2 separate regions of the Homo sapiens genome follow, and region 2 is linked to region 1. Evidence: chromatin loops called from intact Hi-C (ENCODE). Cell type or tissue: HCT116. All regions are shown on one strand.

Region 1 (8,000 bases):
AGTCCTTTAGAAGACACTATGGTATTCCAACTAGATTTCCTTACCCTTTTCAGGACTAAAGAACTTACTTCTCAGCTTCTGGGAATGCTGACAGTTGATGGCTCACAGGCGAATCCTTCCTTCCAAGTTTCACCCTCAGCTGAAGAGAGCTGCGGGTATGACATCTTACCTCCTTCCTGGGGCAGTCCACAGCCAATGACTAGTCAGTGCTGAGGGCTGGAAGGGGAAAGCATACAGAGAATGTCAGGAAACAAAGCTCCCTTGCTCCTATTTGGAAAAACCATGCGGGGATATCAGGGATATTTCAGCTCCAGAGGGCCTTCTGGAACCAGTTTTTGCTGTGACTTCATCACAACCCAACCCCTCCCTAAGCTTGACCTACCTTCATTTCCCTTCAGTGGTTGACACAAGGAGCCCTCTGCCACTCCCCCATTCACTCCTTGAATGCCAATCTCTGTCTCAGAACCGCTTTCCAGGGAGTCTGACTGTGAGAGTCTTCAACAAGGACCCCATGTTAAAAAAAAAAAAAAAAAGAATTCTTCCGTGCTTCCTTCTATAACAGTTTAATCACATACACAAACGTATGTAGGCATATACATGAATAAAAGTGTTATAAATATATAAGATTTTGGTTTTTGTTAATGGGATATTATACATTTCTTAGTTTTACCATTCAATAGCACATAGTATAAATTCCTTCAACACAACTTGTACCATTTTATAACTTTAGTTTATTCTTTGAGTAGCTACATAATACTCCATGATGTTGACATATCATAATGTAGTCATTCATCTTTTGCTGGGCATTCATCTTGATTACTGTTTTGTTTTGTGTTCGTTTTGGCCCCCATGAACAATGCTGGAGTAAATATCATTGTATATATGCCCCTATGGACTGGTAGTTTCATTTCTGTAGGTTTCCAAAAATAATAATAGGTTCAAAAATATGTATATTTTATTTTCATAGATATTGCCAGATTTGTTTCTAAAATCCTATAATATTCACATTTGTACCATTAATAAGAATAACTTATGAAATAATTCTATATAAGTCATTGTGATATATTTCTTTCTTGTCCTATACATAAACAAATGACTTAATGAAAACTTTCTTTTTCAAGATGAAAGTCTAGAGAGGTCCCCAAAATCGATCCAGCAAAGATTTTTTTGGATATAACCCTAAAAGCACAGGCAACAAAAGCAAAACCAGACAAATGAGACTACATCAGGCTAAAAATCTTCTTCACAGCGAAGAAAACAATCAACAGAGTCAACAGGGAACCCATAGAATGGGAGAAAGTATTTGTAAACCATACATGTAAGAGGTTAATATTCAAAGTATATAAGGAACTCAAAAAACACAATTGCAAGAAAATAAATAACCCAAGTTTTTAAATGGACAAAGAACCTAAATAGACATTTCTCAAAAGAAGACATGCAAATGGCCAACAGATATATGAAAAAATGTTCAACATCACTACTTATCAGAGAAATACAAAGTAAAACTGCAATGTGGTATCACCTCACATCTGTTAGAATAGCTATAATCAAAAGGACAAAAAATAACAAGTGTTGGTGAGGATGTGGAAAAAAGAGAACCTTTGTCCACTGTTGGTGGGAATGTAAAATGGTGCAGCATATCAAGAAACAGTATGGATGCTCCTCAAAAGAAAATTAAAATAGAACTATCATATGATCTAGCAATCTCACTTCTGGTTATACATATATAAAAAAATCAAGTCAGTATGTTGACAAGATATCTGCACTCCCATGTTAATTGCAGCATTATTGACAATAGCCAAGTTATGGAATTAATGTAAATGTCCATCAACAGTAAATGGATTTTTAAAATGTGGTATATATACACAATGGACTATTATTCAGCCTTTAAAAAATAAGGAAATTTTGTGATTTGTGAACCTGAAGTATACTATGTTAAATGAAATAAGCTAGGCACAGAAAGACAAATACTGCATGATCTCATATGGATGTGGAATCTGAAAAAATCAAACTCATAGAAACAGAGAACAGAATGGTAGTTGCCAGGGGTTGTGGATATGTTGGTCAAAGAATACAAAATATCAGTTAGAAAGAATAGGTTGAAGAGATGTACTGTACACATGGTGAATATATTTAATAACAATGTATTTGCATACTTAAAAATTGCTAACAGAATAGATTTTAAGTGTCACCACAAAAAAATAAGCATGTGAGATAATGGATATGTTAATTAGCTTGATATAACCATTCCACAATGTATTCATATTTCAAAACATCATGTTGTAAACGATAAATATATATAATTATTTGTCAAATAGACAAATAAATACATAAATTGTATCATTATAAAAAAAATGTTTTAAGTGCTACTTGATCACCAAAACAGAAAACACAAAATGAAAAACCACTCATTTTAGAAACTCACAGACTGGTAGAAGTGATGATAACATAAAAATGGAAAACTCTTTTTTAAAATCGAAAGTACTACAATTAATTGTAAGGCAAGTCTAGCTTTTTTTTAAGTTAATAAAATATTTTTTAAGTTTTTTTTAAATGGAGCTAGAATTTATGACTGATATACTTAAATTTATCTAAAACAATTTCTTTTGTTATTCAGACTCTCCTAGAAGCAATAAAAAGTATCCAACCTCTTTTCCCCCAGAATTGATATTGTGATGCCACTAAATATGTTCAAAAATTAGGGATAGCCAGTAAGAATTATAACTAACGATTTCCTGAATCCAGGGAATAAATATTGGTTTAAAAACAGAAAACAATGATGTTCAATTCGGAAAGCTACATACAACGTTCCATATTCAGATTTTAAATGTAGTCAGGTGCAAGAATAGCTAGATACTACCATCCCTGATTTCACCAACAAACCATTATGGACATTTTTAATACATGATACAAATCTAACATTCTTAAATGTGTTTCTGCTGACATACGATAAAATATATATATATATATATATATATATATATATATATATATATATATATATGTATCACAAAGTTCAGCTATTTTGTATTTTGTCATTGGAAAATGTGTTGTGATTTGCAAAGAAAACAGTTTTCCTGTTTTAGCAAAATTAGAAGTTAATGAACTGAGTATTCCACTGTAGCATTAACATAAATAAATACAAATCTACAACAAAGAGAGTTAATCAAATTGAGTTGAACAATGCATTATCCCAAGTACATTTTGCACAAAACTACAGGCTGAGGAGTAATTATGTTTATGCATGGGCACTTGGCATTTTCAACTTGAAAAACATTTTTTCCAAGTAAAGTTGATTCCATTTACAAGCGCAACCAGTTGGTTGCTAATGTTAGGACACCATCTTGTGGATAAGGTATCTAATTTGGAAACGTATTTGAAATCATTTACACAGTAAAATGCAAAAAAAATGTTCTTGATATCACAGAAATTAATCAACAGCTTTACCTTTATTAGCATGTCTACAAAAGGTATGGCTAATAAAAGAACACTGAATAATTTTTATCAAAAAAGCCTTTTCTCATTGTGCATCTGCTATGGACCAAATGTTGTATTCCAAAGTCAGTGTATTAGAAAGGCATTTTAGTGAAATCTTTATTCTACAGAGAATTAATGAAATCCATGTTAGTAAAGATAAACTTTCATTTGCTGCTATCACATAATGCTGAACACGTTTAAGATATAGATTGTTTGCCAATATATTGTTCTTGAGTTTTATATTGTCAATATTAAATACATATATTTAATATATATATATAGGAGGCATATAAGAATCTCAAATATCAAACTGGTTTTCTCCTTAAAAAATATTAATATCCACTCCAGCCTGGGTGACAGAGTGAGACTCCGTCTCAAAAATATGTATGTATATTAATATCTCCATTAACCTGCCTGTTTACTTAAATAAGAAAAGTAACACTTATAGGAATGCTGATACAGTTTGGCTTTATATAACACAATAAGTTAGCAGAAACAGAATACATGCCTAAGAAAGCTGAGCGCCAGTCTTTCCTCTGCAACTGATTAGCCACCTATCTTGGACAAATCAATTCACTTCCCATGCCTTAGTTATCACAGCTGTGACAAGAAATAGTGGATGCTTATCCAGAGAATTTTTGAAGACATAAAATAATACATATAAAATTTCTGCATCTACCGCAATATAGGAAATAAGAAAAACAGATCTGATTTTATTCCAGATCCTTGTTCTAATCCCTGTCCTCAAAAACAGCTATGGTTTCTTTAGGTCTTTTTTAAAAAATTCTGTGAACACCCACTGTATCTTCCAACACATTTTTCTTTTATTAAGCTGTTATGTGCAGTAAACCTTCTTGACTAACACAGCACTCATGTGATTTGGGGAAGGTAATTACATTTAGTTAATGGAGGAGGGAATAAAAATTCGGGTTTTCATTAAACGGGTATGGGTTTGAATTCTGACTTTCCCACTTATCAGTTGTATGACTTTTGGTCAGTTATTAAGCTTCTCTTGCCTTGGTTTTCTCATTTGCCTCACAGAGTTCTAAAAAGCACTAAATTAAGGTGTGTAAGGCATTTATCACAGTGACTGGTCTATGGCAAGTGGGATATGGTGAACAAGAAAGATTATTATTATAATTATTGTAAATGGATATTATTTAATTTGACATCCTCCCAAATCTCAAAATAAATCAGAGTATGAAATACTCATCATTCATAATATCTGTAAAAGAAATAATACTGTTCTGCATTGATGCCCACAAAATATCCACTTAGAAGAAGACTTAAATGGTATTTTTATAGTCTGAATTGATTTCCTCTAAATGGCTAAAGCTCTGAAACAACTTGTAACTTCCCATCTGCACCATAGTACACAGACCACAATACATCCAACTCTTCGAGAGATTTGAATCTTCACAGCTCATTAATCTATAATGAAAATAACTTATGAGCATCTTTGACTTACAAAGGCAACTTGCCTTCCTCATCATGGATTCGTGGCTCCTCCAGTAAACGTGGTGAGTCAAGGTTCTGCAGCATTCAAACAGCTTAACCATCAAAGTGACCAAAGGTCTTTTTGAAGGAGCTAAAGAAATAAAAGAGATATCCCCTAGTTTCTCTTCTGACTGTATGATACTTCAAAAAGTAAAAATACAAACTGACTATTTTGGAAATGTGAGATTGTGTTGTTTTTCAACCACATATGTGATTTTTTTGCCTTCGATATCTAGTTAATTAAAACAGAAGCATTTTACAAATACATAATGTCTCAGAAAATAAATCTGCATTCCCCTCCTCCCTCCCATTTTTTTTTCTAATTCAATTTCTAAACTTTAAGAATCAACTCAATTCTCAGCATATCCTTCTATCCTTCCTGATCCATTAGAAGTCCTAATGACCATCCTAGGCCATATTATACTTTATTTTATTCCATGTCAATAACTTGGAGCAAATAAAGACACCTCAAGCAGGCTAAAAACCTAGGATTTCATCAAATGTATAGCTTTTAAATATGAAATTAGCATTTACCTTGGAGAGAGGCAATCTGATTTTTTTCTGTTCATAAAAGTATACACTTTTTTTATTATGTTTAGACTGAAGAATTTATCGCATGCCTATTGTTTGAACTCAAGATTGTCTTTCATTTCACATTTTTCTCTTCAGTCATAACTGGATCACATTACTCACATTAAAAAAGACATAACATGCAAGAAAATAGTTCCAAATTCCTTTTCAAAATATGTGTGTACTTTTTTCCTGGCTTTCACAACAGCAAGGCATTTCCAATCTGTCTATGGTTTTGTTCTTGCTAGAATTTTTTATGCAATATCCTAAATAAGCAATTTTGGGGGAGGCATATTAAAGCGCTTAAACTTTTCATAAAAGAAAATACTCTTTTCTGGTAAGCTGTATTCCTCCATTTATTATTTATTTTCTGAAATCCAGCTACCAGTATTGCTGATTTTAGAGTATCAGCAGCTGACTGGCTCTGAGTTGGTAAGCACAGTCTACAATTGTCCTCTGTGCCTGTGTGTGTGTATCACTTGTTTAGGTAGGTGATGGTGGAGAGTGGTTTTTATTTTGAAATTTTTGATTGTAGAGGCTGACCATGTCATTAGGAAATATGTGTAAGGAGTCACACAATACTTATCGATTAGCTGCTTGGGCATCCAGCCCCTTAATCTAAGTCTTCACAAACTGTTACCTCATGCTATACTTTGTAAGTTAATGCAGGTCAGGGACTTCAAGAATCTCAAAATAACAGGTGGCTGGGATTATGTGGTAACTATTTTGAGATCACTGCTATCTGCTACTTTCCCTCAGTTACTGATACAATCCTCTAGGGACAATTGTTTGAAAAATCCATTATATTTTCTGTTATGTCCCTATCCCTACCCTTTACAAATTATAATTTGAACAATATTAGCACAATGTTGAGCTGTAATAGGCACTTAACATGATTTTTCTTGAAACTATTGTTTTCATACCAATCCTAGATTTCTTTCTTCCTATGATAACACCTCTATATTATACCCTCTGTGAAAAAGAGTTGTGTATTTCAGTAAGCTATATTTTGAGGTACTTCCTAATATATACCTTTCCATTTCAAATATTAGCATTTTTGATATTTGGTTATATTAATATTTTTAAATAGACTTTTATATACTCACACTGTCTACTTAATAACTTTTTAATTGTGATCAATAGTGCATTCTATCATGTGCTGATTCATTGGAAGCAAAGATTTGAGAGAAAATGTTCTGCATACTACAGTACTGCTTTCAATTGAATATTGATTGATCCAGCACATTTATATTAGGAGTTTTTTATTGAAAGTAATAGAGCTAAGCCCAGATTAAGAGTGCTCCATTGCTTTCAAAAAAGTCCAGTCATAAAACACATTATATTTAACATCTGTGGCCACTTTAACCTCCTAGCTTCCTATGACAGTATATGCACTGTCTTTTAACCCCTGCCAATTCAATATTATTACTTGTTTTGATGGTATATTTCCGAAATATATTGCACAGGAAACTGAGTTCTGGTCCAAGGCACCAGATAATTATTCTTGTAAATATTAATTAAAATAAAATAAACTGAAAATGGCATTGTTGTTATTTACTTTTTTATCTAGATTCTTATAACCTGACAATTCTACCGTCTCACTGATACATGATAGTCCAAGAGCTAAGATGATATTGCAGGACTATCATTAGAGGGGAAAAAAAGCAATTCTAAGCTGCCTTTAAAAAATATTCCTGGCTGAGCACAGTGGTTCACACCTGTAATGCCAGCACTTTGGAAGGCCAAGGTAGGGGGATCACCTGAGGTCAGGATTTCAAGACCAGCCTGGCCAACATGGTGACAGCCTGTCTCTACAAAAATACAAAAATTAGCCAGTCGTGATAGATTATGCTAAAATGTTCACCCTACCTGATACTAATTTTCCATTATGACGGGAAACACATATTAGAACCTACAAAGTAGTTGAGAGGGGATATGTACTTGATGGATGGAGAAAAATTGCCTCTGCAAAAATGCCTCATTTACATGATGTTAAAATGAATCATTTTTACCTAATTGGCATCACAGTTGAGCTGAATTAAGATAAACAGCTATAATTTATTAAGTTAAGCACTCACATGTGTATAACAAGATGCCCATCACAACAGAAGTACAGCCAAACAATATACTAAAGAGTCACAGATTTATTGACTATTTTAACTGAAAATATCTTTAAATATTATCTTGTCCTGATATGTTAGCCACTCATCTTTTAAGAAAAAACAAAGAACAGATAAATTCATGGGTGACTGGGTTGAAAAGGTGAGAACTGTTTAAGGCAGGTGTTAGAAATTTCTTTATTAAAAACTGCATATATTTAAAATATTACGATGCTACTGTTTAAGAAAGAATATTTGAAAATATGTATTAAACTTGTAAGTGAACAATAAGAAACACAAAATATTATTAATTTATGCTTACAAAAAAATATTAAACTACAATAGGCAGATTGCAGC
Region 2 (8,000 bases), 1.2 Mb before region 1:
TCTCCTTGAAGAGGTCTTTCACGTCCCTTGTAAGTCAAATGATTTTTATACCTGGATTATTTTTATACTTTCAAGTTCTTTCACTTGGTTTTGTGTAGACTTCATTTATGACTGTTTCTATGGATGTACATTAATATAAAGATCAAGTCAACTGTTTTGATCATCGATTTAGATGATTCTATGGAAAAGAAATATTTGCAATGGTGTCTATGTTTTTTTTGTTTATTGATATTCTACATGGACATCATGAATTGGACCTGTGGTAAATGTTTGTTTCCTGTAGGTTTCTGTATAGTATAGCAGTCATGATATACTTTGGAGTCATATAAGCTTGTTACTTTTAGTATGTATTACTTTCTTCCAAAAAGTACAGTAGGGAAAGATAGAGGAAAAATAAGAGAACTTTATATTGGAGAAACTGACAAATACTACCTGAAGGCAAGTGGACCAGCTTAATATCAATGTAATAAATCATATTTTTAGTAAGTATTATTGATGTGATGTGTTAAGAATGGCGTTTTCCCTCTGTGGTCTTCTCAAAAACACATTTCCTTAGTCTAACCATAAGAAAAGTATAGACAAACCCCAACTGAATGACATTCAACAAAATGCCTGACTAATAATCCTCAAAACTGCTAAGGTCATGAAAAACAAGGAATATCTGAGAAATTGAGAGAGCCTAAGGAGACATGATACATACAGTATCTTCAATGGGATCGTGCAACAGAAAAGGGACATTAGGTGAAGACTGAGGCCATCTCAGTGAAGTATGGGCATTAGATAATAATAATATTAATATATTTATATTGGTTTATTAATTGTAAAAAAGTACCATACTAATGTAAGATGCTAAAAATAGGGGAAACTGAGTGAAGGGTGTATGTTAACTCTCTGGACTATTTTCTCAACAATTCAGTAAATCTAAAAATGTTCTAAAATAAAAAGATTATTTAAAATAACAGTGCAGATATATTTCATCATTCACCTAAAATGCAGCCGAGTAATCTAGACATAAGAGTGTGTATGAGATATTAATCTATTTAGATAAAGTTCAAGGATAGGCAAAATTAATTCATGCTATTATAAATCAAGAAAAATGGTTTCACTTGGGAGAGGAAAGTGACTGTGGAAGGAGCACAAGGTGTTTTCTGGGAGGGCCTGTGGTATTCAGATTCTTGGTCTCTATGTTGGTCCCATGGATGTTCACCTTGGAAAAAAAACAGTTGAGCTATAATTATGATTTTTATATTTGTCTGTATATATAATTCAATAAAAGTAAAAAAAAAAAGTATTTTTTCACTGGCATTTGGATTATATACATTATAAAGGGTTATTAAGCATTAAACACCAAAATGCATTTTGTGTAAAATGATTTTTTAAAATTAAGAAACAGTATAGTATTAACCCATAAGTATAATAATAAGTGTTATATTGGTATATCTTTTTTGCATTATTTAAATTTTTACCATGTCTGTTTTTAAAAAAATCACAATACACATCCTTAGAAAAACAAAGGTATTCTAGAAATAAAGAGATAAATCTTAATCAGAGGTAGGAAGGGATATCTGCAGTCAAGAGCACTGATTACCATTTATTTGACTTAGGCCTAGGTTTATGGTGAGTGTACTTCTGTAAATAATTATAAATCAACTGTACAATGCTTCACATTAAAAAAAAATAGAACAAAGTTAATGCAGTCATTTATTCTCACTAGAAGTGATGCATTTCTCCAGTCCCTGATGGGCAGCCCTCTTGTGCCATACACCTCATGTTTATGTGCCTCTCATGATGACCTGCCTGCACACATCAAAATGACCTTTTAAAAGTGAGTAATGCCTTAGCTTAAACCTCTTTCATGACCCCTCCTCACTATCTGGATAAAAATCTAAACTCCTAAACAAGACTATGGCACAGACTGTTAATTGTCCCTTAACAAATTACTGATTCTTCTTCAATAAAGTAATATCCAAAAGGTAGCTAGGCAAATGACCACCCTGTCCCAAAAACCTACATTTCTCAAACTCTTTTGTAACTAGTAGATGTGACAGATAATGTAGACCCAGCCAATAGAGTTTAAGTGATGTGAACAACTTTCAGGAAATATCCTCTGAGGAGGTGTGTTTGATTTGCTGCCCCTTCTCCCTTTTTTGCTGCTTGGAATGCAGACATGATGGCTGCAAGTCATCTTGGACCACAAGTTAGAAGACGCAAATTGAATATGCACTGGACTACCTACTTTACATGAGAATAAGAGACTTCTAACTCATTCAAGCTCCTTTTATTTTGAGTATTGAATCTAATCCTAATTTTTTTGTTTCTACCCCCATGTAACCTTTGCTTCTTTGCATAGGAAACTAGATAATGGACTTACTAGGAGAAGACAAAATTTAATGGCCTTTTTTTCCCTAGTATATAACAAACTACTTGACACATAAGAGTTGCCACAAAAAGTGTCTTTTTTTTTTAACTTGGTTAAATATAAATATCACCTCCAACAAAAATTAAATTCAGAGATACATTGAAAAGCTAAAAAAAATCTCAAATTATCTTCCATCTCCATTGATTCAGGAGGGGAAAAATAAGAAGGAATTTGAAAGATACACAACAGAGAGAAAAGGTAAACCTCAAATATTATGAATAATTTCAGAGTGAGAGAGAATATACTACATCCCTTAAAAAGAATATGATTCTATGAAAATATGTAATAAAAATAAGAAAGGGTCCTCATATGTAAACATATTATGACCATGTTTAAAACTTCAGTAAAAGAGTTGAATGGTAAAAGCCCTAAACAGTACAAGACAGAAATAGAAAAAATGAGGGAAAAAAAGATAAAAACATTGTAGGAACAACCCAGGACATCCATTACCCAACTATTAGAGATTATCAGAAAGAGAGAGGGAAGGATTAGAGAAGGGAGAACGATCAAAAACATAATATATAAACACATCTCAAAACAAAAACAAATGATGCTCAATATATACTTACTGAAGTATTCATATATGCATTCTTTATCTCATGTACACCAATCATAATTATTGATCATATATTACCTGCCAGAATATATACTAGCTACTGAAAAGAAAAAGAGAAATAAAATGATATTTCTGATTTCCAGTCTCCACCCATCCCTCTGCTCACTTATTTTTTATGTTAACTCAGGCCTGTGGTAATGATAAATATTTAATAATACAATACTTAATAATGAATGCTTATTTTCTCTTGGTGATTGTGTATATTAGCTGATAGACATTAAGTCTATAAAATTTACCTGTACAAATTACTAAAAAGAAATGTATAATGTTAGCAAGAATTTTCAATGGATGATTTATCTTCAAATCAATAATTGACCTTTTTTTTTTTTTTAAAAAAAAAGAGGTTTTTATGGTCCCTAATAGTTTAGCGTCAAAATAAAGCATAAAAAGAGATGGACCTATTATTATAGACATATATAGAAGCATTTGTACAAACAAGTAAAAAGAAGGAGAGGAAGTGTTAGAAGTAGTAGTTTGACAATATCTGATAACCAAATTTAGTGCTTCATTTTCCCCCAAAATATTTCTTTACTCAATTTGTCTTATGAAAACTCACGGATATGGTCTGTGGGATTGTACATTAAAACACCCTAGTATGGAACACAATAAAATAAAACCATGCAATCACATGACTCATGGTAATGTGAATTTGGATGATAGCAATTGACTTTTTTTTTTTGTTTTTTTTTTTCTGAATGCAACCCATATTTTCAAATGAAGGTGGTCAAATGAGAAGGCTAAATGTGAAGAGAAGTGAGACACCCTCTTGAAGATCTAGGTGGATTTAGGAAAGGTCGTTATATTCTTGGTATCCATCATTCCCAATTCCTTGGATAGGGATGATAAGACAGGTTCCAGCCACCAGAAGATCCCTTGAATCACTATCACTGTCCAGGAACCCCAGCCAGTTACTGAACCGAGCCTTTTACCTGTTTTATATTTTAGACAGAGCATGCAGTTGCCACCAGGTGGTGCCAAATTCCAACTGGGACTTGGATTTGGAGTACACAGTCAGACCCAGAATTCCAAACCCCCTAACTGCTTGGTTCATTTCGTTATTCTCAAAATATCATCACCACCTTTTCACCAATGACTGTCTTTGAGCCTTCTTACCACATTATGAAAGGATTTTACTGCGCTTTAATTTCTGCTGACTGAAGTTCTGCAAGTACACTATCTTCAGGCAATCATGGAAGAAGTCAACTGAGTAGTTAGCTTGTATAGCTAACTTATAATATCTTTGCCTATCTTTGGTTCAATTACTTCTTTTCTTATAGCACCTCTCTTCTTAACGGATGTAAGATAAGTGGTAGCTATCATGTGAAAACTGTTATCTTCCTCCATAATCTATCATGTCACATTAAGCTCCAAAGAAAATAGAAAGCCATTCTAACAGTAGTAATCACTCTCAAAAAAAAAAAAAAAAAAAAATTACTAAAGTACTTACCAGACACTCTGGAATAAGGGAAAAATCGTTATAAGTATGATGCCAATATCTAAAATCCAGTATAATTAGTTGTGACAAAAAATATGCTATGAAAAGCACACATTTCAGTTAACATATTTATGTACACCTTGCCAAAGTAGCTTTTTACCAGTTTTAAAAATAGCCACTTCTATAATTTTTGTGTCTATTATAAACAAATATAAGCAATTTAAGTAATCAGCCAATTATTGACTTAGTATCATACATAAGTGATATATTTGTGCTTAATGTTTCTGTAGTAAACTGTTTGGGAATTTATTTCATTCAACCTACGTTTATTATGAGATTACCAACTGTCTGTGCACAGAATAATGTTCCTTTTATTGAAGGCTTCTTTAAGAAGAAAACATATCCAAATGATTTTTGTAGGAATATTTGAGGTTAAAATAAAAGAGGTTAGAATTTTTATTCCTTGGGGCTTTGGAATGAGAAATGTCTGCATTTAACTTTATAGGAGCCACGTGATTTTTTAAATTAAAGAGCTTAGATTGTTCGAAAGAAGATTGCACCTCAGTTATTTTTATATATGGAAAAATCATCACAAAATCAAACTGATTTATTTCTTTTAACTTGCTGAGTTCTTAGTATAGTTCAGCTACTGTTTTGCTCATAGAGCTCTAAAGGTAAATTAGAAATGATCTACATGTATTTTGGTGTTTAAGGGAGACAAACAATTAGCATGCCTCTTGCCAGCCCAGGTTTTAAACCAATTGAGGATAAACTTAGAGTAAGCAGATTGAAGCTGAGATAACACCTAAGTTTCTGATAAACGGCAGCTTGAAGAATGACTCTTGTGCAGTGGTGTGCTTGAGCCAGCTCATAGGGGGCTTGTGAAAGCTAATTATTTACACATTCTCCTAGTTCCATGTTCAGTGACCTCATGTTGGTGCCTTGAAATCAAATTGTGTGGGAATATTTGCACTATGAAAATTGGTAAATGACACATTGGGGATTTTTTTACCCTGGAGAGCTGGTTGTTAGACATTTAACAGAATGCTACCCACTTTCTGCAAGGATATCTTAGTCTAAATACTGAATCCCAGAGTTACCCATTCAGTCCCACAAGATGAATATTCCCTGCACCTGGAGCTAAACAAGTGGCTTCTCTTCACATAACTTATTCATCAGAGGAAGGGAAAAGGAAGACCTTTAATTATGTATGCTCTTTCCAAACTCTCCTGTTTATTCTGCCTTCCCAAGGACAGAAGAAGTGAGGATGTGACAACTTGGAAGAAAGCATTAGGAATGTGAACGCATGTTCCCCCACCTATTGCCTCCCACCTTCTGCTTTTTGTTCATTTTTTGGAATTTACCATTAAGAACTGAACTTTACTAAGGGTGTGATTGTCGCCATATGGGAAGGATATTGACATTCCTTTAGGGCATTTTCTAATGCTATCCCAACACCAACGTGCTATCCCAATACCAACCATTGTTTCTTTGAGTACCTTCCTGGGAATACTGGTGATGAGGTTTTGTGGGTTTTGATGTTGTTGTTGTTGTTGTTGTTGTTGTTCCCAGAGAGCTCTAACTATTGGACCCATGTTTGAAAATGAAATATTAGTAGATTTAAATTCAATTTTCCCTCTGCAAATACAACTACAGAATTTTCTTGCACTTTTTTTTTCTGCAACAATATGTGATTTCACAATGGAAGGCATCCCTCACATTGTACTGAGAAGCTCACAGTCGGGTAACTCTCCAGTGTGACATGTATGTCTGCCCAGTATATCAACTCCAGCCTCACTTAGGTTTATAGGTTTTCGATATTTCTGCAGCTGTTGTAACAGTTTCCCATGAGTGGGGGAAAAAAAAAAAAAAGCTCTGAATTCTCTTGTTCTTCATGGAACCAACACTTGTACGATGTCCAGACAGCACTAGGGAAACATTAAGCAAATCGGAAATACTCGTGTTCACTATTTCACTTTCCCCATAAAGCCCTGAAATTGTTCCAAATAATATAATTAAATAAATTCTGAAGGCTCTCTGTATTCAAGTCTAAAAATTTACTTGCTAATCTCTTTCTGATCCTGTATTATTTCCAATCTCACTGTCTAGTAGAAGCTTTGAAATTTGATGAAAGACAAAAATAAGATACTACAACAATACATATGCATATGGAACTCCAAGACATAAAGATAAAATTTATATAAGGAACTCCAATAATAAAATGCCAGCAGTAGGAGTCCCTACGTAAATAAATCTGCTCCCATTTTTCTAATTATATGAGAGTGAAATCATATTTAAAAATTAACACTTTTTAAAGGTGAAATCCAGAAATATAGTCTGAAATCAAATTATCTTGCACTTGTTCATCTAAAAGTCTAAAGAAGTAGTATTTCCTTCTTTTTTTATTTCTTCATCTCTCTCTCCCTCCTGCCCTCCCCAGTCCTTGCCAACTTCTTATTCTTCCCTCTGGTCACAATCAGGGTTCTTTCAGCAGTTCAGTGTGGGTTTTCTCTTTCTCTCTCACCTGCGACCCCCCATCATAGTTCTTTTAAGGTCTCATATGTTATATTAGTTTGATTCCAAGTCTTTCATGAACCATACTTTAAAATGCTCAAAGGGTTCATTGGATGTACACAATTATCAAAAGCACTGGCCCCACAAAATAAAAGTTCAAAGGTGAACCAATTTGATTCCAGGACCTAGTAGTTGTGGTTTTTCAAAGACCATCCTTTATTTTTATTCTATTTCTTTGTTGGCTAGATTTCATTGTCAATTCCATTATTTTTTAAAGAAGCATTCAAGATATCTGTAGTCTGTGTTTTCTTGGTTCCTTGAGAGTTTCTGTTTGTTTTCTCTGTAATTGGATAATTTGGCAATTTTTAAATGTCAAATATAAAATGTAATATATTTTCTCCTTCAGAATGTATAGACCTACCCACTGAATATGTTTTCATTGATATATAATACTTGTACATATTTTCAGGGTACATGTGATATTTTGATACATTCATGTGATATATAATGATCAAGGCAGGTAATTGGGATATCTATCATCTCAAACATTTATCTTTTCTTTATGCTAGGAATATTGCATTTATAGCTATTTTGAAATATACAGTAGATTAATATTGATTTAATCCTTTCAACATAGCTTTTTCTTTCATCTTCTGGGTTGGTAAATTTTGGTCTTTTTTATATTCCTTGAGAACATGAGGTTTGAAACTATCTTGTCTCTTGTATTTATACTTGAACGGCAGCTTGGCTAAGTTGACATTCTTGGATCAAAAAGAGACAGTCATCTGAGGGAAGGTTGGCTTAACTTGCAGTGGTTTGAGAATGTACCATTGAGCCAGATCACTTGATGCTTAAAAAGAGTGACAGATGTTATAGCTGAAACACCTTCACATTTTGGCTACTGAGCAGGTTGCTGAAGTACCTGAGATAATATGCATGTCCTCCAACCCAGAGCCCCAGTACTTCTCACTACACAGGCACTGCCATGCATTCTGTAGTTCAGATCACTCTTCCTC

Evidence for each region. A loop is a pair of places that touch in the nucleus more often than their neighbours do. Peaks named below come from ENCODE experiments on the same cell type or tissue, not always from the same donor. Only the 100,000 strongest peaks of a DNase experiment are listed, where the experiment ranks them.
Region 2: a loop joins it to region 1, with 19 times the contacts of the local background. A loop is called at or near these places in 2 of 110 quality-filtered maps.

What each region holds. Positions count from the first base shown.
Region 1 is chr5:121,867,360-121,875,359 of GRCh38, forward strand. The region is part of intron 3 of LOC105379149 (a long non-coding RNA gene); the gene reads left to right. LOC105379148 (a long non-coding RNA gene) reads right to left here and starts at 5,181. Exons shown (of 3, transcript XR_001742863.2): 1 at 4,946-5,181; 2 at 383-495; 3 at 1-216. In HCT116, a CTCF peak has its summit at 3,362 (motif pointing left); a DNase peak (open chromatin) is centred at 3,322.
Region 2 is chr5:120,652,023-120,660,022 of GRCh38, forward strand. The region is part of intron 1 of PRR16 (proline rich 16); the gene reads left to right. It also overlaps the pseudogene PRELID3BP8. Among named protein-coding and RNA genes, the nearest start is that of PRR16, 190 kb to the left of the region's middle. In HCT116, a CTCF peak has its summit at 4,011 (motif pointing right); a DNase peak (open chromatin) is centred at 4,029.